Linked DNA regions of Mus musculus: regions 1 and 3 are each linked to region 2. A link is a loop called in an ENCODE intact Hi-C map of the cell type or tissue named here. Cell type or tissue: left cerebral cortex. All regions are shown on one strand. Each heading gives the region's core, and the rest is flanking DNA. Links, peaks and the distances in the headings are about the cores only.

Region 1 (6,845 bases), core at 1,203-6,202, 72 kb before region 2:
GAACAAAGATTAAAGGTTTTGAACTATTCCTCTAGAAAAATCTGAAGATCTACTAACAGGAGACCCAGAGTCCTGCTAACTTAGTCACATTAGCAAATTGTTTTAAGACAGAACAAAGCAAAGAGCAAAGAGTGCCCTAGAGTCATTTAAGAGCCAGGTTAGAAGGGCTCTCCTTGGTTCTCTTGGCCCAAAATAATTCATGGAGTCAAAAAAAAATTAAAATAATCAAGACTTGAAGTCAGCAGTAATATCTATTCTATGCATGGGATAAAACAAACAAACCAAAAAAAAAAAAAAGATTTCATTCTCTATGGCTGGGACTGAGCAATTTTGTGTAAATGATAGTACCTATTTCATAAATATGATTTTAATGTCTGTGTTTTTGAGTTTCCCTCAGCAATGAAAGTAGAACCTTATTAAAAGACAAGCTTTGGAAGTCAAAGAGTGAAGAAGGCACATTCAGAAAGAAATGAGTGTGTTTCAAATCAGAAGAGGCCCCCAGAGCCATCCATAAACCTGCTTGAGGATTCGTTTGCCATTCATTCATCTGATGAAGGCTTTGTCAGGGTCCCATTCACTGCCATCCGTCTTGAGGAAGCAGAGGGAAGAGCCATATGAGGTGACAGCTTTAGTATAGAAAGTTAGCCCATTCATTCGTCACAGGCCTGCTGTTTCGTTGTGCCAATTTTGAGAATTCATTGTCCATAATCCACATAGTGCAGCTGCCAGGAGCTTGGTGTACCAGTATCAAGAAATGAAATCCCCATTGATGGAAAAAAAGGCCCCAAAGTCAATGTCAGATTATTGAGAACAAAGATCGGACATCAGATTAAAAAACTCAAGACTATTTCGGGGGCTGATGAACCAAGATCCATCTCCTCCCTGCTGGCAGTTCCTGGAAAATGAGCTTTAGAAGGCTCTTAAGATTCAGTAGACCGAACTTTCCCAGGTCTCCCTGGAGCCAGACCTGAGTCAGGACAATGAACGAAAGCAAAATGAAATAGGAGTGTGTAGGAGAGCTTGCCCATTGCTCTCTACAATGTTTCTTCTTGTTATGAAAGGAGATGGAAAAGCCACGGCTTTGGGCAAATAAGGAACGATATCGCTATAAAGATCCCCAGATCTCTGTGAAATGGTTGCCTATTTCCCGGAACAACACAGCAGCTCTGACTCAAAGGGAAGGTAGAGTTCAGACACAGCTCTTTGCATCCAACATCGCAAGCTGGGTCCTATCTCCTAGGTATCCAGAAGCAGACCCTATCTCTAGGAGAAAGCTATGCTTGAAGTGAGAATTCTGGCTTATCACTATAGCTCCAGCACTCAGCCTGGCACCTGGAACACAGTAGGTGTGAAATGTGAAATAAATGCTTGCTAAATTGTATAGAATGGCAGTGAAGAGGAGCCTGACTGACTTCAAGGAAGAACTCAAGACAGAAAAGGAAATACACACAAGACAAAAAGTAAAGAATGGCTTCCTATCTGTGTCTAATTCATGCACATTCTTCTAGCTCTTCAGCAGTGGATTACGTCACAAGTGCAAACAACAAACAAACAAACAAAAATGTTTACAAACCTAAGAGTTCTTCTCCCTAGTGTGCCTTTTGGTTAACCAGGTAAAATAGGCAAGAGGAGATAGGAAACGCTAAGACGGTTAGTGAAACTATGAGGAAACTTTAACTATATTGCATTATCATGCCAAACGACATTATTAATAGATATTGTGAGTAAATACAATAGGGGGTATCAATATTTCGTCCAAGAGACATCAAATTACCTACTTCTTTTCTGGTGTGATTAAAGTGATAGTTTTAGTTTACGTTCACAGAGCACACATCATATAGAGAGCTGCAGCATGTTGAACATTTGTGTAGATTTCACTAAATGTTAAAAGATCTCAGTTCCAGTTAAAGGACTCTTAAAACCAAGAATGTCTTATATCACAATGGTTATTTTAAAATGTTTCTGAATAGCAATTTCATGAGATTGTTGAAATATAGAGAGGTTATTATTATTCAATAAGGCTGGGATGTTACAATGCTAATGTAAATACATACTATTATGATATATAAAAAGATGGGCATTATAATGTCTCTGTTATGTTAAGTGCTCTCTGAGTAAAGGGAGCCGGATCCTAGTAGTTAAAATATGGGTAGCATCTCTCTACTGCTTATGCAGTAAAGGCACAGTATGAGCCTGTGGTACTGTTGGCCTAGCAGGAAGCTTTAGATAACTGCATGTGCATCTTCAGTGAAGATGGGAAAACATGCTCACATGCTCCTGTATCTCCCTATCATGGTAAGCCACCGAAGCTACAAAGCAACACAGCCAACTCATCGTGGGCAGCAACACCTCAAACTGGAGCAGGAGACTGACAGGGAGGCTCAGTCAGCAGAGAGGTGAATTCAGATCCCCAGCATCCAGGCAGAAGAGCAGCTGTGGAACTGCTCCTATAACACGGGCACTGGAATGGGTGTGCACCGAGACACTGGCAGTCCCTGGAGATTAGTCGCTGGCCAACCAAATTGGTGAATTATCTTTTCAGTGGGAGACGGTGTCTCAAAAAATAAGATGAAGAGCAATTGAGTATACATTTAACATCCACCCCAGACATACAAATACATATACACATACACACACACACACACACACACACACACACACACACATACACATACACACATACACACACACACACATACACATACATATACTTGCATACACATAAACACATATACCACCCAGACACAAATACACAGGCATATATGCATGCACACACACACACATGCATATATGCACAAGTATTTTTAAAAATACTATGAACCAAAATAAACCAGTATATTATCTCAATTATTGCTTTGCTGGAAACCAGCACAGTAGTTGGAGAACAAGTCTTAGAAATTAAGAAATGAATAGAAATACTTCTAACAAGAAAAAATTTACATTTCAAAGTCAATGACGCCCAAAGCCAATCCCTTTCCATCCTCATGGACTGTAATACAGAAATGTTCCCTTTGTCCTCTTAGGAAACAGATGCTTACCAACTTAGAGTGCGGTTGGATTTCAATAAACCTATCACAAGTTGAAAATATCCTAAGCCAAAGATGCATTTACTGCATCTAATCAACCACGCATTGTTGCTTAGCAGCACAGAGCAGTGAAGCAGCTGTGGCTCAGGGTCCCTGCTCAGCCCTGGGAGAAAAGAGTGCTGCTTAGATCTTTATCTGCATACAGCATCAAGATCAAAGATAAGCTTTCCTCGTTGTGTAAGGGTATGTGCATATAAATCATCACACATACACACACATACATACACACACACACACACACACACACATACACACACACACACACACACACACACACACACGTTTCCAAAGCTGACAACTATCTAGAAATTCCTATATAAACACTGAGGTTCATAATTTATTTTTGGTAGTTCAAAAAACAATCCTTTCCATGTGCAAGAAAACATGGTTATAGTATTTCCCTAAAAATGGAGAAGGGATCAGGGACAAATGATCCAAGTGTGGCTTTTATTAATCGATCACCTCTAAGGCAGACACGTCAGAATGAAAGTAAAGTAATACAGCATTGAAAACATACACTGTGGTGTAAAAACCAGAGCTGATTCACGTACACTTCCGGGTTATGCTGGCACAGTGTAGACACCGCTGAGCCAGCGCTAGCTTTTCTGCCAAAGAGATCCATCTCGCTCCAAGCTCAAAGATGTGGGGGTGTCACTGGCACAGGAACCACTCTGTGATCAATGGTCTTTGACATTTTCTCTAATTTCCCTTTCCCTTCCCACTTCCCTTTCTTAGCTGGCCCTGGGGTGAAAAGCTTGCTCCCATCAGCCGCTGCAGTGATCCACAGCCAGAGGCTTGGAGTAACTGAACCGCTAGCCAAACAAACCCTTTTTGTCTTTGTGGTGAAGACTTCACAGTCCAATCAAAGTTCTATCTCTATTTCACAGCACAGTGACAATATTGAAGACATTTTGAACAGCTTATCAAATATGATCCAAAGATAGCCAAGGTAAGAGCGATACTCAAACTCACTTCTTCAAAAGGAGTTATTGCTTCCTTTCAAAATTAATCCCATCAGTACCTTCCTCCATCCTGGAAAACTATTCTGTCACAATCCTCATTTCTCTTCCCAGTCCCCTTTCTCTTTGCTTCTCTCTGGGAGTCTTCTGCTTGCTTTCTGCGCTCGTTTGTCTTGGCTTTCATTCTTCTCCTTTATGAATGTGGCACCTGTCTCTCCCTTTATTTCTGTGTCATTCTGTCCCTGACGCCTGCTGTCCTTCATACGTGTGCCTTTTAACACCCAGGATTCCTTCTCTCATAATGGATACGCTTTTCCTGCCACTAAACATTGTAGGCTTCCTTTATCTGTGAGGACTCAATCTGCACTGCTAAATTGGCAGCAAAGAATTCCACCCAAGAATAAGAAAGGTAAGATGACATGCTCAGATAAAGGTATCCAAACCAGGTGATTAGGTCCAAAAGTGTCAAATCAAATAATGTGCAGACCGGACATCTGACATGACTCTAACTCGACAAGAATAGTTCAGCATATTTTGGTACAGAGAAAAAAAAAATGGATCCCAGAAAGCTGGGTGTGGACAAAAGAGATAGCAGAGAAAACCAGGAGCTCACCAGCAGTATCTGCTGGTGACTGCTCTACACCACACAGTGTGCTAGATTGCGGAACTAGAGCTGGAAGCAAGCTTGACTCCTGTGCCTTAAAGAGGCTCTAGTCTGGAGGGAAAGGAGGCAGAGCACGGAGGGAGAAGGCAGTGTAAAGATGATGTAAAGCTGCCACAATGGAGAAAATGCAGGCTCAACTGGAAGCTGCAGGAAAAAATGCTGCATTTAGCTCTATTTAGCCAGAACTTAACTGCTTTAGAAAGCTCATAGGGTGCAGAGCCCTAGCGTTTCTCCCTTTGCTGGGTACTCTGGCCTCCCACACAGTTAGATTGTAGCTGTGTGACGGAGTCCCAGCCTGTAGGAGGGAGCAGAAGAAAAGCATCACTTTTGGGCCTTGTCCATTAAACTTCCACTGTGGATTTACTCCCTTCTGGCCATTTGGAGGCTCTAGTGCTTTTCTGTCGTGTTGTCTCTGAGAGGGCTAAACAGAATGCTGGCTCCCACCCTCCTTATCTTTTCCCTTTAAGCTCCTATCAGTCTTTTTAATTTGTTTCAGATCATTCAGCCAGAATGATCCTGACTTAAGAATAAGGATTGAAGGATGTGAGGAAACTGCCCAAGAGGTGCAAGGCTGTCTGTGTCCCTCTCCTTCTGGATGGTGGACCCTAGATTGATAGATAGATGATAGATAATAATAATACACAGATGATAGATTGATAGATGATAGACAGACAGATAGATCATATCTATCATCTGATAATAAGATAGGTAGACGGATGATAGATAGACTGATATATGACAGATGATAGATAACAGATACATACATACATACATACATACATAATACATAGATTGATAGATGATAGATAATAATTATAGATAGATAGTAGATGGTAGATAGATGACAGATAGTAGACAATGAATAGATAGATAGATAGATAGATAGATAGAGAGATAGAGATAGATAGATAGATAGATAGATAGATAGATAGATAGATAGATAGATAGATGATAAATATTCAGAGCAACAAGGATGTATTCAATAGTCACCCCCTGCCGTGACTGTCACCCCTGCAGTGTATAAGAGTGAAAATCAGCCCCCACATCCTGTCAGAGCAAATAATGCTGCAAAGCCTAGCTATTGGGAAGTTTCACACACCACCCTGGCTTATATTCCATTACATATAAGTAACCTAAAATCTCACAGTAGTCTGGAGTTCATGTCATCATCCCAGAAGACACCCAGGGCATGCATGGATAGTAAACTTGAAAAGTGAACTGCTGTCTAAATTAGAGTGCCTTCTGCATGGGTCAGAAACCCCTGCATTGTACCACCTGGGAGCCACTGCTCCACCCCAGCACACATCTTCCTCAGAGACCCAAGTAGGGTTCTGAGTGTCAAATATGAATGTTCTGCATTCTTGCACCCAGGTGTTGTCAAGTGGGAAGGAATGGAGGCCACCACTCTCAAGAAGCAGATTGGGATGCCTGTCCCCTGAGACAGGGAAGAAAAACTCTCAGCTGAGGAGCTGCCTCTGACAGATTGGACTGGAAGCATGTCAGCAGGGCATTTTCTTGATTGTAACTGGTGTATAGGAGCCCAGCCCACTGTTGGCTGTGCCATCCCTGGTTAGGTGGTCTAAGAAAAATAGTTTATCAAGCCGGGGGCTGGGGGGTGGGGGAAGCAAACTAGTAAGCAGCATCCCTTCATGGTCTCTGCTTTGGTTCCTGCCTCTAAGTTCCTGTCTTGAGTCCCTGCCTAGACTGGCCATGATGCTGGACTACAAACTCTAAGCCAAATAAAGCCTTCCCTCCCCAAGTTCTTTTTGATCAGTGACTTACCACAGTAACAGAGTCAAACTAGCCCAGGAAGGAAACAGTCCAATATCAGCATGAAAACAGACTCATAGACCAGTGGGAAAGAAGGATGACACACACCACAACTCGCTCTTGACAAGGACATCAAAAGCACAGAGTGGAGAAGGGACAGCCTTCACAGCAGATGGAATAGAGGATTCAAGCTCGATCGATCCTCAGCTCTCCTCTTGTGCAATGGAAAACAAACTCAAATACATCAACCAGATGGAATAGGGGGTTCACACTCAGTCCTTAGCCTTCATCTTTGGCAATGGTAAACTCAAGGACATCAAAAGCCTAAATATAAAACCAAAAACTGTGATTACTGGGAGAAATTGT
Region 2 (6,845 bases), core at 1,012-6,011:
GTCTCTTCCCAGCAATAGAACACTGAATATGACAGGGAGTTTTGTTAATGTATGTGCATTTTCCCTTTCATTATAAACATTAATATACATTTCTCTGGGTCATGTGTTGACACTCACATCATTTATTATATAAATGAAGTTGTATCTGTGGCCGAGTTCCTGAGAAACACGACTTAAATCATGTTTAAGCCCGGGTAGCTTGCCCCTGTTTGTCATGCATATGTTTTATGGAGCCAGGAGTTGGGAGGATGTCTTGCAGTTTATGGTCTTGGGCAATGAAGATGCTGATTAGCTAGGTCCATCTGGACATATTGTTTCATGTGCTACAGATTACAGCACAGACTACCCGAAGTCCTTATCCTTAACAGGGGTCATTTATTTTTCTCTGTTTAATTACTTAAGGGTGTGAGTCGAGTACTTGCAAGTGAAGTTATACAGATCATTAAACAACCTATGAGCCAAGTTTTGAACCAGTTCCACCTCTGGAAAATTCACTCAATTACCTGCGGTCTCAACCTTGTTTGCAAACTGAAAAGGTGAATTGATGGTTGTTAGGGGATCCAGGTGCTAAAGTTCTGTCCATCTGAGTTACTTCGTGGGAATGCTTCCTGTGATTGGTTTATACGCTCTAAGGTTGAGAATATATTCCATCTTACAATCAGCAGAGATATTCTCTCCCACTCCCCAGACACAATTAATAGGTAGTTAATCCCATGCTTTCCACTGCCTCATCTTTCCATTTAGAACTAGAATCTAGTAATCACATAGTGACAAATGTTCAAAACCAATCTGGATATTTCTACAAGTCAAGAAAACCAATACTTACATAGTGAACAGTTTTGCTTACATATCTCTTCCCTGCTTGACCCTATACACACCACACTGATTTTGATGAAACCATCAAAGAATGGGAACAGACACTTTACTAGTACTTGCAATGCATACTGAGTAGCTGCTATGGTTTGGACACGGAATGTCAAGGCTTGAGGCCTAGAGCGGTGCAATTGGGAGAGTGGAGAGTGCATGAGGCAAGGCCTAGAGAGGAGAGTTTATGTCATTTGGGGAATAATATATGTTTCTCCTATTTCCTTCTCCCTCCTTCCTTTCTTCTGAGCACCATGAGGTAAGCAACGGTCTACCCTACATTTCCCATCAATGTGCACTTGCCTTGTCACAGGCCCACAAGGCCAACTATTCAGAAATGGAAGCCCACAAAGGCATAAACCAACAGAAACCTTTTAATCATTGAAAGTGGATTATCTCAGATTTTGAGTTACAGCACTGGATAGCTGACCAACACCCGTGCACATAGTTTCCGGGAGGTGACTCATGGAAACTTCATTGTAACCTTGTAAAGTTAGCATTATTGTTGTCCCCACTACGTTGATGAGATGAAAACTGAGCTCACCTCACTTCACAGAGCAAGTGAGACCTAAAAGCAGTAGAGTCTGGGCTCTTAACCATGTCATCCCTCCCAGTCTAAGCAAAGGGGAGATGTTACTTCTCTATAGTCTTCTCTTGAGTCTCCTGATCACACCATTATGATCAACCACATCCCGAGCTTGACAGCCACAAGAGTCTAGAATAACCAGACACGTCCGAGGTAAGAAGGCTGACTCCGGTAAGGGAGGCTTCAGTCAAGCTTCTCCTAGAGGACAGGGACGGGCACTGATGTCAGTTCCACTAGCAGACATCTACTGATCACTGCAGAAGCCAGGCTGACGTTGCAGCTCACACCAAAGAAGAAAGGGTATCACTGAGATGAAAAACTAGAGCTCCTGTTTTCAGGCAGTTCTTTCTCTGTGCCTTCTTCAGTTAAGGTTTCTTAATTACTTCATTAAGTTGGCAACTGTCGTCAAGGTATCTTTCTTAGATCCCCACCCCCCAAATCTTAATACAGTAATATACCCAAGTATCTTGTTTGCAAATCCTTGATCGTTAGCCATCATTGTACAGTCAACCCCATGCTTTTTCTCTGCCCTGATACAAAAAGCTGTGGTAGCCACACCAACGTTACAGCCATTGGATTGTAATGCTGAGTCGCTTCCCTTCTGGGCACTCATTTATTTGCTATGGATTCATTGAGTACTTATTCTGTCCCAAGCATCATTAGGACTGATCTACTGAGATAAGTGGATCATATCTCTTACACTTATAAAATTAAAGTCTTGAGGGAGGGGGTCATACTAGTCACCTCTGCCATAATGCAGGAATGCACTATACTGTATCAACAACATATGTGTGGTCTCTGGTGACATGAGCATCCCGAGAATGGCTTCCCCAAGGCTTTGTGGGGGACTTGATGAACTCTACACATTTTATTTAAAGGCTAACTAAGAGTCTTGCTGTGAAATAAGGGCATTCTAGACGGCAGAGGTAATCTGGTCTCTAGCATCATAGCAAAGACCTGTTGAACACACGGGGAATGTTCCAGAATGGCAAAGGTTGCAAGAGATGACATGCTCTAAGGACTGAATAAAAATAACCAGAACTCCACATGTGACTAAGCTCAGCAAAGTTTGTCTTTGTTGCTGTTGTGACTCTTCCTTATATATCAGACACTGCTGAACTGCCAGAGCTAAGTACAAAGTCACAGTGTGGTTTTGTTTATTTTGTTTCTGTTTTCTTGCTTGCTCTTTTAGTGCATCTATGTCTTTATCTAAGACCAAAGGCAAAAAGCGAAAGAGATAAAGGCTCAAGAGCTGCACTTCACCTTGTGGTGCCTAGAGATTATTTTGATGCCTGGTGAAGCCGTGTGGTTATTTTCCTGGCCATCTTATAATCGGCCTGTGTTTTACTGTCTTTTCATTAATATTTCCAAGCGTATCTTTCACTTTCAGTTTTGAGTTAGTATTTGAAAAATCATGTTACTTATAGTGTTAATTTAATATCTTTCTTAAGAGCAGCAGTTCTCATCCTGTGAGTCGCAACCCCTTTGGAGACCGCAGATCAGATAACTCTATGTCAGATTATTTGTATTATGATTCATAACAGTCGCAAAATTACAGTTTTACAGCAGCAGCAAAAACTATTTCATGGCTGGGGGTCATCACACCATGGGATGTATTAAGAGGTCGCAGAGTTAGGAGGGTTGAGAACCACCACTCTAGAGCGTCTCTAAATCTGTGTCAGGTTCGAACCTTTTTACAACCCAGATACTCCAGAAAAGAACAGAAAACAGGTTTTTATATCATCTCAACATACCAGTCACCATCTAAACAGTATGCTATTATACATAGAGAACCTACTGCGTGCACAGCCTAATAGAACTCCAGTCTGAGGTAAATGGGCATGGAAGGCCCCAGGAAATCTCAAAGTACAGCCAGAAATGTTATGCTACCATAGTGGAAACTGCACACTAGACCCTGAGATCTCACACTTAACATGGGCGCAGACAGAGGAGGCACCGCAGAAAGATGCACAGAAGAAAACCATCGGAGATCTGAAGAGTAGTGATACCAGTGTACTCCAATAAAGAACAGTTAAGTTGCAGTCTCTCAAAACATTTCCAAGGCAACTGACCATAGACTTCAGTTTTGTATTGTTAGGAACATGGAGGTCTCATTAATCAAGATATCATGGAGGTCTAAATTTTTAACAAACTCAAAGCAGCCTAGACGACTCTGCAATCATTTCAAAAGTGGAATCAGAATGGAGCAGGAGCTAACAGAGAACTAACCAAAGGAAGGAAGGAGATAATAAGGTCAACAGACCCAAAAGAAGTTCCATGGCCAGTTCAAACTCTGAACTCGGCCACCTCCCTGGTGAGGAGAGTCTGATGGTGAAAACCAAAGTGTGTGTGTGTGTGTGTGTGTATGTGTGTGTGGTGTGTGTGTGTGTGTGTGTGTGTGTGTGTGACAGAGAGAACAAGAGACAGACAGACAGAGATAGAGAGAGAGAGAAACCCATAAATAGGATTTCATTTTATCATTTCAAAGACATCTGGAGGTGGGTGGCTGCTGGCATTGATTTAGTAATTCAGTTATGTAAGGACAGTCTTATGATTTTTCTCATGCAGCATAAGATGGTCACCATAACTGTAGGCAACATGGCCTGCTAAAATATGAAAATATGAAATATAAGATATGAAAGTTTCCCCATACTTCCTTGTCAGCCTTCGATTAAAGAATGAAAGTAGAACTTCTGAAAATTCGTCTGTCTGTCTGTCTGTCTGTCTGCCTGCCTGCCTGTCTGTTTTGTCCCTGGAGGAGAACAAGCCAGGAAAGAACGAGGTTTGGAAGTAACTTGGAAGAAGTGCATTGCTTATGGTTTTTACAAACGGTGGAAAATTACTGTACTAAATCCTCTAGCAAAGTTGTTGTTTTTTCACGCAATTTGGGAACTCTAATGGCATCTGCAGTCAGAATCGGAATAAGGGAGCCATCATGCCATGTTCCTGGTAATGCAAATGTCCCTGAAAGAATGCAAAGAGAAAACAGCAAGAGCACTAAGGAAAGCCCTGCATCTGGACGCGGGAAAATTATATGAAGCAAGAACCAGGCCCAAGTGCAGCGAAACGGGGCATCTAGAAAGAGCGCCTCAGGCCCGCCCTGCCCTTGACCTTTGTCCAACTGCAGAAGATGTAGTTCCTTCTGCTTTAAGATCCTTCATCCTAGAAGAGTCAGCTGAGTTCTGTAAATGTGTGCAGGGAATTGAACACATCCAAGGAGCTGAGAGCCCTGATTAGAGAAATCTGTCTCGGAGCATGAAGCCTTGAGTGGACACTTCACTGCCATCATCGAGAGGCGAGTGGCTTAGTTCACTGTGGATCTTACAGTGGCGTATTTATGGGCATCTGAAGTACTCATTAGGAGGGCTTAAAACATCCCAGACAGAGAAGCTCTGTTGTGTTTTAAATAACACTCGTAGAAGGCTGCTCTACATCACAGGTTAAGTATATCATAAAAGTAGCTCTTATTTCCACTGATATGTACTTCTGAACAGACATCTAGGGAGTTCTGGTGTGAAGACATAACTTAGAGGCAGCCCTTATTCAACTTTGAAGAGAGCTACCAATGTGTCTTTGAATTTTTAATCATGTCTAAATCCCATGAAATCTCTGGCTTTAAATATTCCATAGAATTGAGAAAATAACAAAGAAAGATGCCAAATAGCAAATGTCAGCATTTCTGAAAACCTAGCCATGGCTGTAAACAAGCCACGGACAACACTTCCCGGGGCCTTAACAGTGTATTTGTGTCAAGGAAGCATGTTACCGAGAGCCACACTGATTAATCTCAACGCCGTTCCTGAGCCGCAACACCGCCAGAAGACATGACAGATTGACGGGAGGAGCAAACTATTATTTTTCCTCAGTGGCCAATGCTATAACTGTTGAAATCATAGCTGGGAAGAAGCAAGCTCAATCATGTACTTCCTGTGTTCTTTCGCGCCAACTGGCCAATAATTTTCTCACTGAAGTAAAACTTGAGGGAGCAACCCACAGAAGTGAAGCAATTGCCCACTATGAAAGATAGCTCTTTGCATGTTAGGAGTCCAAGAAAAGGTGCCAATGTGCAAAACCCCAGAAAAAAATTGAAGTATATATTCTCAAAGTCAAATAGAATATATTCTAAGACGCCTAAATAAGCACTGCCTCTTCTTAGACATCATATGAAAGAACCGAGATGCTTGTGGCCGCAAATATTGTCCACAGAAAATAAACAACTATCCTATCTTCATTTGTGAAGATGAGACATAAGAACAATGCCATCAGAGTAACTGTCTCCTTTAGCAGAGCAGCATCATTGTGCTTTCTAGTGAGGAAAGTCACATTTTCACTTAAAAGAGGGGAAGTGAAGGACTCACTGACATGGGGAGAAAGGATGGAGAGACCAGCACTGGGAGAGAACAGAGAGCAAGGGAATGAATTGGACCCTTCAGGCTCCCTTGCCACCAGTTATTGGCTCCCCTTCAGTTTCAGCGTGGGGTTTGCTGTGGATTCCAAGATAAACTGGATTGCTTTTCGTAAGCCAAGACTTTTTAGACATTTAGTTTCTGACACAATGAATGAAGATTATGAGAGAAATCTGGCAGAAGTCTCTGTCTATGACAGCTCTTGTCTTCTGGCTTCTGCCTCAATGCACCATGGTCTTGGGGGATAGATTGATTAGTCAGGAAAAGAGATGGCCTTGTGAGGAGCCCTATTTCTTTCTCTGTGTCTCCATGCCATCCTGACCGGGTCTCCATGCTATCACCCATCTCTTTCTCTGGCTCTCCATGCCATTCTGACAATGCAGTTCTCATTCCATCTGCCCTCATGCATCACCACGGATGCTGCAAAACTCCCTGAGTCTCTAAGTTAAACTGACATCTTACGCTGAATGTCAAACTTTATATCTCTACTTACTAATATTTAAAACTCAAGACTTGGGACTAGGGAGATGACTCAGAACACTGGCTGCTCTTCCAGACAACCCAGACTCAATCACCAGCCCACATGGTAGCTTATACTCATCTAGAACTCTAGTCCCAGAGGATCGACATCCCTTTTCTGGCCTGCATGGCCATTGCATACACATAAACCACTCCCTATGTAATCCATCACTGCCTTGAGATCTATATATTCTATTTGCATAGTCTCCTATGTCTCTCTCAATTCTCTCCCCAGTGGAAAATGGTTCTTTACTACTGGAAAGTGTAATTCCTTGTTTATGAACAGTGGCAAGCAATTGCACTCGTGGTCATGCCAAGAGAGGGAGCATCACTGGGGTCGAGGATCTAGTTTCTGGGTGTTTTCAAATGTTTGGCAGTTGCTCCCGGAGAACCAGAGAGAGTAACTCAGTAATCCTAGGAAGTCTCCGAAGTTTCAAAGCTATGATTCATTTAACCTTACTTGTAACAAT
Region 3 (6,845 bases), core at 963-5,962, 110 kb after region 2:
GCAAAATGCAAATTGATACTTATATGAGTATAATTACACATCCACCTGATTAGGAGAATATAAGAACTTGCAAATGAAGAACAGGGGAAAGCTCTGAGCTTCTCCTTCACGATCGCCGTGAGTACAAATTGCTGTGTCCAACTTAAAAATATTTTCTGAATTATTTATTAAAATTAAAGGCACATATGCATCAAAACTTAGCAATTCCTTCTCTTGATATTTATTATTCTAGATATACGTGATACAGTCTGAATGTCAACGGCAAAGGGACAAGCAAATTTTTAGTATATTCCTACAATAAAATGCTGTGCACCAACTCACATAAATATGCTCTATGTGTGAACGTTATCACTAGAGGATTAAGACCGCAGAAGCTCTAATGACAATAATGTGGAACTGAAGTGTAGACAAACTGAGATACGTATTGAAAAGCCACGTGGTTATACATTCTACAAAGAACAGCAGCAGGTGAATGACAGGTAGGACTACTGTGCTGTGGAGGGACAGGCACATGATCTGGAGTGCGCAGGGCTTGCTGGGAGCCTGTGAAGTATGACGCATGATTATCTTTGCCTTCCATTTCTGATTATAATATATGTTACATTATATATAATAGAAGATATAATATATTCTTCTAGTGGATGAAATATCTACAATTTTAGAATAAGCCAGTTGCATCCCTCTCTGACTTAAGATCTCCAAAACTATTCATTTTAGGATAAAACCCAAACACCTTAGCTTTGTCCAAGAGATCATGTCTGCTGTAACCCTCTCTATCCATGGTGATCAGTGTCCCCGCCATGTATTGATTGTGGGTTTTCCTCTGGCTAACCTCTTACTACACATAAACATCCACCAAAATATCCCTTGCATGAAATCTTCTTGACTAATTTTCTCTGTATTTGTGAGATTCTCTCTGAAATCCCTTTGAACCCTATGTCTGTCTATGGAACCACACTTCACAAGTATACAATCTTGTCCTGATAATAGCACATCATGTAAGTGACACATTCCTTAAACTGAGAAGTCCTGTAAGACAGAGAATTCCATCTAGCCAACAAATCAATAGCATATCTACACAATAGATTCTCATTAAGTATTAGCTTAATAAATAAATGTTTAACCTGGGGATAGAGCACACCTTCTAACTACATAACATATAGCAACATATTATAGTCAACCATATAAAACTGTCATTGTTATAAATCATAAGTGGTTGGTTATTGGCAATTATCTATGATTCTTCCTTCATAATGAACACACAACACATTTTTGTAAAGCACCCTATAGTGGACCTTGGATATTAGATTTGCATCTTCAGTGGAATGGTTGGTAGATTGTAAAAACCATAATGTAAATCACTATAGAATTAATTTCCTCAGATTTCTGCAGCTATAAGAGCCACATTAAGGCACAGGACAGCCTTGCTCTGAAGGAGCCACCAGGCAAATGGACATGAGACACTGATCGCCAACACCAACAGCTTCCTTTCACAGAGTCTTCCAGGCACTGATCCTGCATTCTGTTCCTCAAAGATGTTATTTGGCAGACCACAGCTTCCTTATCTCGACTTTAGCTTACTAACTGCTGACTTTGGTGACTGACTATGAAGCAAGTGTAGATTTGACTTTAGATATTGAATTTGGGTGCGCTAATCTTTTATAAAATAATACATTTTTTTCAGATTATTCTAAGTAGGCAGAGCAACTAACTATACCTTTAATGTTGTTTCCTGAGCAGATGAATTTGTAGCTGAAAATATCCACAAATGTGATGGAGTTCTCTTCCCTGTGTGTCTGAAGAGCTAAATGACGTGTGTGAGGGGGTGTGGGGGTGGGGTGGTGCATGGAGGTTTGGTTCTGGAATCAACCACTCACAATTTAGCTCAGAACCAATTTATCTACTGAGAGAGTTTAACCACTAGAGTGACATGCTGCCTACAAACAAGGCCACTTAAAAGAATGCTACCCAACCTTTACTCTATAACATGGAGTTATTAACCGAAGCTATCCTATGTAGACTGGGATGGCTCATAGAGGAGATTGCTGTGGTGTATCTCAAAACCACAGAATAATGCAGAACAGTATTAGAAGCACCACACCATCAATTAATATACATGTTCTTTTCCAATGATTTTTGCCTAGATCGACTCCATTTTGAGCAGTGCTTCTTCAAATCCATCTATGAGGCGATATGTGGCAATATGGTAAACGGGTCTTGTTGACTCTCAGCATCCTACTAAGGAATACTTGAAGATGCTTCACTTACCACTGCTTCTGTGGCTTCTCATCTATGGGAAAGGGGTCTTAACTCAACAGCGTCTTGCCTGAGTGGCCATAACCAAGATCTGCGATGATCCTGCTGGTGCTGTTCTCACAATAGCCTAAAACCAGAGCAGAACGATGCTTCAGTTGCATTTTAAGATTCCACACTCAACTTCATCTTCATGACTAAAACCAAAATACTAACATCAAATACAATAGAACAGTTTCCCCGGGGTGGCAAGGAAACAACATAGGACATTTGAGGTAAGAGTTTCTGTTAGAATCTGTTGCAAATGAAGAAACTTTTGGTGGCCTCTGTAGCAGAACAGCTAGAAGTTTGTAAACTCTGACCATGGAACTCAGTTACTAAGTATCTGAATGGATAGGATATTTACTTCTCTAACTGTGGACTTTCAATCAGTTCAGCTTCCACTGGAACACAGTCTTCTTTTTACAGCACAGTTCACTGGAAGAATGGCTACACAGCTACTAACAAAAAGAATCCCCTGGTATCCACAACATAAAAACTAAGCAGATGCTGTTCTGGAGGCAAAAGAGGCCACTATAGTAATCTGATCTTATTACAGACCCACTCCTTATCCTTGCTGCCTTCCTTATTTTAGAGCAGAGTCTCAAGGCCCATGCCAAGTTTTTAATGTTCTTCCTACTGTCAAACCTCAGGCTTGATATCCAGCTTAACAAATATGGCCGCCATCTTGAAATTATCTCCCTTTCTGGTCAAATAAGGGTCTCATCACCGTCCCTGGTGTTAATTTCTAGGAATACTTTCCCCACCATCCTCTCATCTACTTCTAACATCCAGGCATGGTCTGCTTCATCATACATAGCCATTTTAAAGCAGAGTGTATCTTCCTCTTCTTCATTCCTATTGTACTGACCATCAAACTGTCCTGTCTTCACTGTTTAAGTCAACTCCCCACACGAGCATTGACTCCAACACCTGAAACCCATCTCACCGTCTTTCATGCATTGCATTTTTCAATTAACAGACAACTATTGTGTGCCTAGTGTGCCCACTGTGTGCTAGGCTGATATGACACAGTATCTGAAGGGACAGGAAATTACTGTTTGGTGAGGTGGTTGGTGTGAAGAGAAAAGCTCCCCCTAGAGACACAAAATAAACACAGCCAAGTAAGTAGTCCTAGGAGCCTGCCTTCATACTCTGTGGTTTCAGGACCCATTTCCACATGGAAAGAGAACAATGACTCCAGGATCCCACACTTAGGAAGCATCTAGTACATCCAGGCCAGCCACTAGCCACACACCAGGACTTGGTTTTATTTCTATGAGGAAAACCCACTGACATGAATTTTTAGAGCTTTTAAGTCTCTGTTGCTTATGTTTTGTCTTGATCCTGAAATTAGGGAGGAAGAGGGAGGAGGAGTAAGGGGAGGAATTTGTAGAAACCTGTCCCTTACTGTGCAGGCTGCTTAGCAATGCCTGGTGCCCTGTGCCATGCCTGGTGCCCTGTGCCATGGCTGGTGCCCTGTGCTCTGCCTGATACCTTGTACCATGCCTGGTGCCCTGTGCTCTGCCTGGTACCCTGTACCATGCCTGGTACCCTGTGCCATGGCTGGTGCCCTGTACCATAGCTGGTGCCCTGTGCCATCCCTGGTACCCTGTGCCATGCCTGTTACTCTATGCCATGCCTGGTGCCCTGTGCTTTGCCTGGTGCCCTGTACCATGCCTGATGCCCTGTGCCATGGCTGCACCTTCAGTCTGCACACCACTCAGAGTGTGTGAGCAGTTGTGAGTGGAATAATTCCACCAGAGCTCGCTATCATTTATCTTTCTGTACAAAGCTTGGCTTTCCATTCCCACCAGCGCTCTTCTATGAAGTCTATGGGTTTTGTATCTTGGAGGCACCAGGGATGACAATGGTGAAAAAGGCCAAAGTAGCTTGTTGTGGGTCCAAAATGTCAATTAGACTACAAAATTCATTGCTGAAAATAGGTGTGTTTGGAAACTGCTTGCATACATATAAGTTTGATTTAGAGATCTTTCACTGTTACCCAATGTTGTTTCCACTCATTTTACCAAGATTCACTATTAAAAAAGAAAAAGAAAAAAAAAAGGTTTTTCTATGTTAAAGATGAGGGAAACAATGGTCCTCAAAATACACAGATTTTTAACTTTCCTTTCTCTAATTAGCTGGAGAGATTGAAATGTACTCAAACTGTGGGTGTTGCGGGGGTTGGGAGGATCAGTCTGCTCAAAACACTTGAACTTCAGTGTGAAAGCCAGTAAGGAGTAACTAACACACAAGCTCCCTTCTAAATGACAGCTTCTCCTCAAACAATATGCAGCAAGCCCTCTTACCCGAGCCGGCAGCACCGGGTCTCAACACAAGATTATGCAATGCAATAAATAATCTCAATATGCTGAAGACACAAATGGATTTTGTTCGCCTTGACTGATGATACAGCTGCCCTCCCGGGAGTCTGTAGGCCGCTTTCCCCAGGAGCCCTCCCCTCCTCACTAGCTCTAGCTCGGGGGAGAAGGTGCAGTCACAGATGCCTGTATGGAGGGAGCTCCTTTGCGTGCCCGCAGCCAGGAGAGCACTGCACTCCTTTCTAGTTGCTACTGGACACTTCTGCACCCCTCTATAAAAGACTGCCACCATGCCAAACAAGAGCTTGGGAAGGAACCTTACAGGAAGCAGGGCAGGGGTACAGGGATGAAGTCCTCTACAGTGTGGATCCGTTTGCTTCTCATACAGACTGAAGGCAGCCTTCGCCAGCAGCCCATTTTTCTGACAAGCAACCAAAGACTTGCTTGGCTTAGTCACAGCCATACCACTCCAGAGCTAGCCTCTAGCTACAAATAACACCTGAGGTCAGCTCTGGTGCAAGAAGAAAACACACCTGACCCCGTGCTTAATAAACAAGGAAACCTCACTGGGTCTTTATCTTGTCATCAGGATGGAAAGGCTTTGTGGCTAAGCTTATATTCCAAGAGACAGGTTCGTTTACATGAGCCTAGAATATAACTTTGAGTATATGTATATTCCTTTGAACACTTACATTTAGGCAAATCTCCTTTGCTCCTGATATTCCTATAGCACAACACTGGCAGCGAGTGAGTTTCGCTGTAGATTTCAAATAACACTTCTATGGCATCCGTGTCACCTCTCAGTTCCTCTTAACCTTGAAGCATCTTGACCACATACTATGAAACCGTAGTACTAGCTGCAGATGCGCCAGACAATGACAGAGAGAGCACACTCGGTCCCTGGGGGATCCGTTTGTAATCACCCCTTCAGCATGCAAACATATCCCCCTCCCCCAGCCGATGCTGTTTTGGGGGAAAGCAAGCAGGAAGCTGGAGGCAGCTGAATCTGCCACTCCCCAGGTAGTGTCTCAGCTCCCCTGTCACTGGGAACCTCTTTTCATTACTACTGCAAAAATCTTGCCCTGAAAAATGAAAGCTATGAAGGACCAAAATGAAAGCTATGAAGGACCGGAGGGAAGAAGAAGCCAACAAGGAAGCTGGAAACTCATGCTTAAGGTCAACCGCCTTTCTCATCTGCTTTTCTAGTACTTTGTGTCAATTTGAAGGGTAAGACCTAGACACCCCCCCCCCCAACGAAAGAGAGGAAACACACAGCAGAAGCAGCAGGACTGCTACATCAAACTGTCTAGCCCTATATCCCCATGATTCCAAAGTGGAGTTGGAGGCTCCTGAATCCATTCATGAGCATGGCTCCTGTGCTGACATGCTCACTGAGGACAGCCATCTACTGAAGCCTCTCTGAGAGAAGTGGCTATTACCGCAACCATTTTAAATGCATTGACCAGCATCCTGCAAACCCATCCAGGATTGGCAAAAGCAGCATTAGAAAGAGGCAGAAATTGGGCAAAAGAAAGTGGTGCCTGGTAACGGCAGCCTTCCTTCACTCCCGGCTGTGGCCTGTCCCATATGACTTAGCCTGTGTTCATGAAAGTTATCTCCGTCACACAGACACATCGCTCTGCAGCAAACGCAGAGCATGTAAACAACCTTGTGGCTGCTTCAAAACCTAGTGCCCTGGGGTAAGCCATTCCTTTCTGTGGCCAAATTGCAATGCCCTTGAAAGTTATCTGCAGAAGAGAGTCAAAGCAGCACCTAGGTCCTTCTATTTAAATGTCGGAAGGAAAAGGATATGTATTTTTTTCCTTGAAATATCCATAACCTGATTTACTTGGAGGTTTTTCAAATAAAGCACTCTTATTCTCTGAAGCACAAACACATAAATTCTGATAACTGTATCATCAAGCTCCTTTCCAATGACAGCTTTTTTTTTTCTTTCTGAAAATGCTCTGACATTTCTAGGGGACACAGTATCTCAGCACTGAATACCTGGGAACCTTGCCATAGAAAAATGCTGCCTGCTGTGACTGAGAGATCACTTTCTTAAAGGGACCTTCACCTGGGTGGCTGCGGTGCCGCCGGTGTTTGCTCCTTTCCCTGGTCTGTTCCCTGTCCTGTGTTCCTGTCTGCAGCCCAAATTTAGCTCAGGGTCTTTCTACAAGAGGAACATAGTTTCTAATATTTTGGTAAATACCTCTAAACTGCAAGAAT

The links. Hi-C counts contacts between places; a loop is a spot of excess contacts. Peaks named below come from ENCODE experiments on the same cell type or tissue, not always from the same donor. Only the 100,000 strongest peaks of a DNase experiment are listed, where the experiment ranks them.
Region 1: a loop joins it to region 2, with 5 times the contacts of the local background. A loop is called at or near these places in 2 of 42 quality-filtered maps.
Region 3: it touches region 2 in a loop (2.5-fold over the local background); 5 of 42 quality-filtered maps call a loop at or near these places.

The regions. Positions count from the first base shown.
Region 1 is chr5:103,017,994-103,024,838 of GRCm38, forward strand. All of the region lies in intron 4 of Mapk10 (mitogen-activated protein kinase 10), which reads right to left. Among named protein-coding and RNA genes, the nearest start is that of Mapk10, 190 kb to the right of the region's middle. In left cerebral cortex, for the core only: no CTCF peak of the experiment used is centred there; DNase peaks (open chromatin) are centred at 2,327, 3,138, 3,734 and 4,954; H3K4me3 peaks cover 434 bases; H3K27ac peaks cover 2,514 bases.
Region 2 is chr5:103,090,419-103,097,263 of GRCm38, forward strand. All of the region lies in intron 2 of Mapk10 (mitogen-activated protein kinase 10), which reads right to left. Among named protein-coding and RNA genes, the nearest start is that of Mapk10, 120 kb to the right of the region's middle. In left cerebral cortex, for the core only: no CTCF peak of the experiment used is centred there; DNase peaks (open chromatin) are centred at 3,959 and 5,331; H3K27ac peaks cover 3,401 bases.
Region 3 is chr5:103,203,558-103,210,402 of GRCm38, forward strand. It overlaps Mapk10 (mitogen-activated protein kinase 10), which reads right to left. Exons shown (of 14, transcript NM_001081567.2): 2 at 2,269-2,383. Among named protein-coding and RNA genes, the nearest start is that of Mapk10, 4.4 kb to the right of the region's middle. In left cerebral cortex, for the core only: a CTCF peak has its summit at 3,366; DNase peaks (open chromatin) are centred at 4,548, 4,771 and 5,527; H3K4me3 peaks cover 2,212 bases; H3K27ac peaks cover 2,000 bases.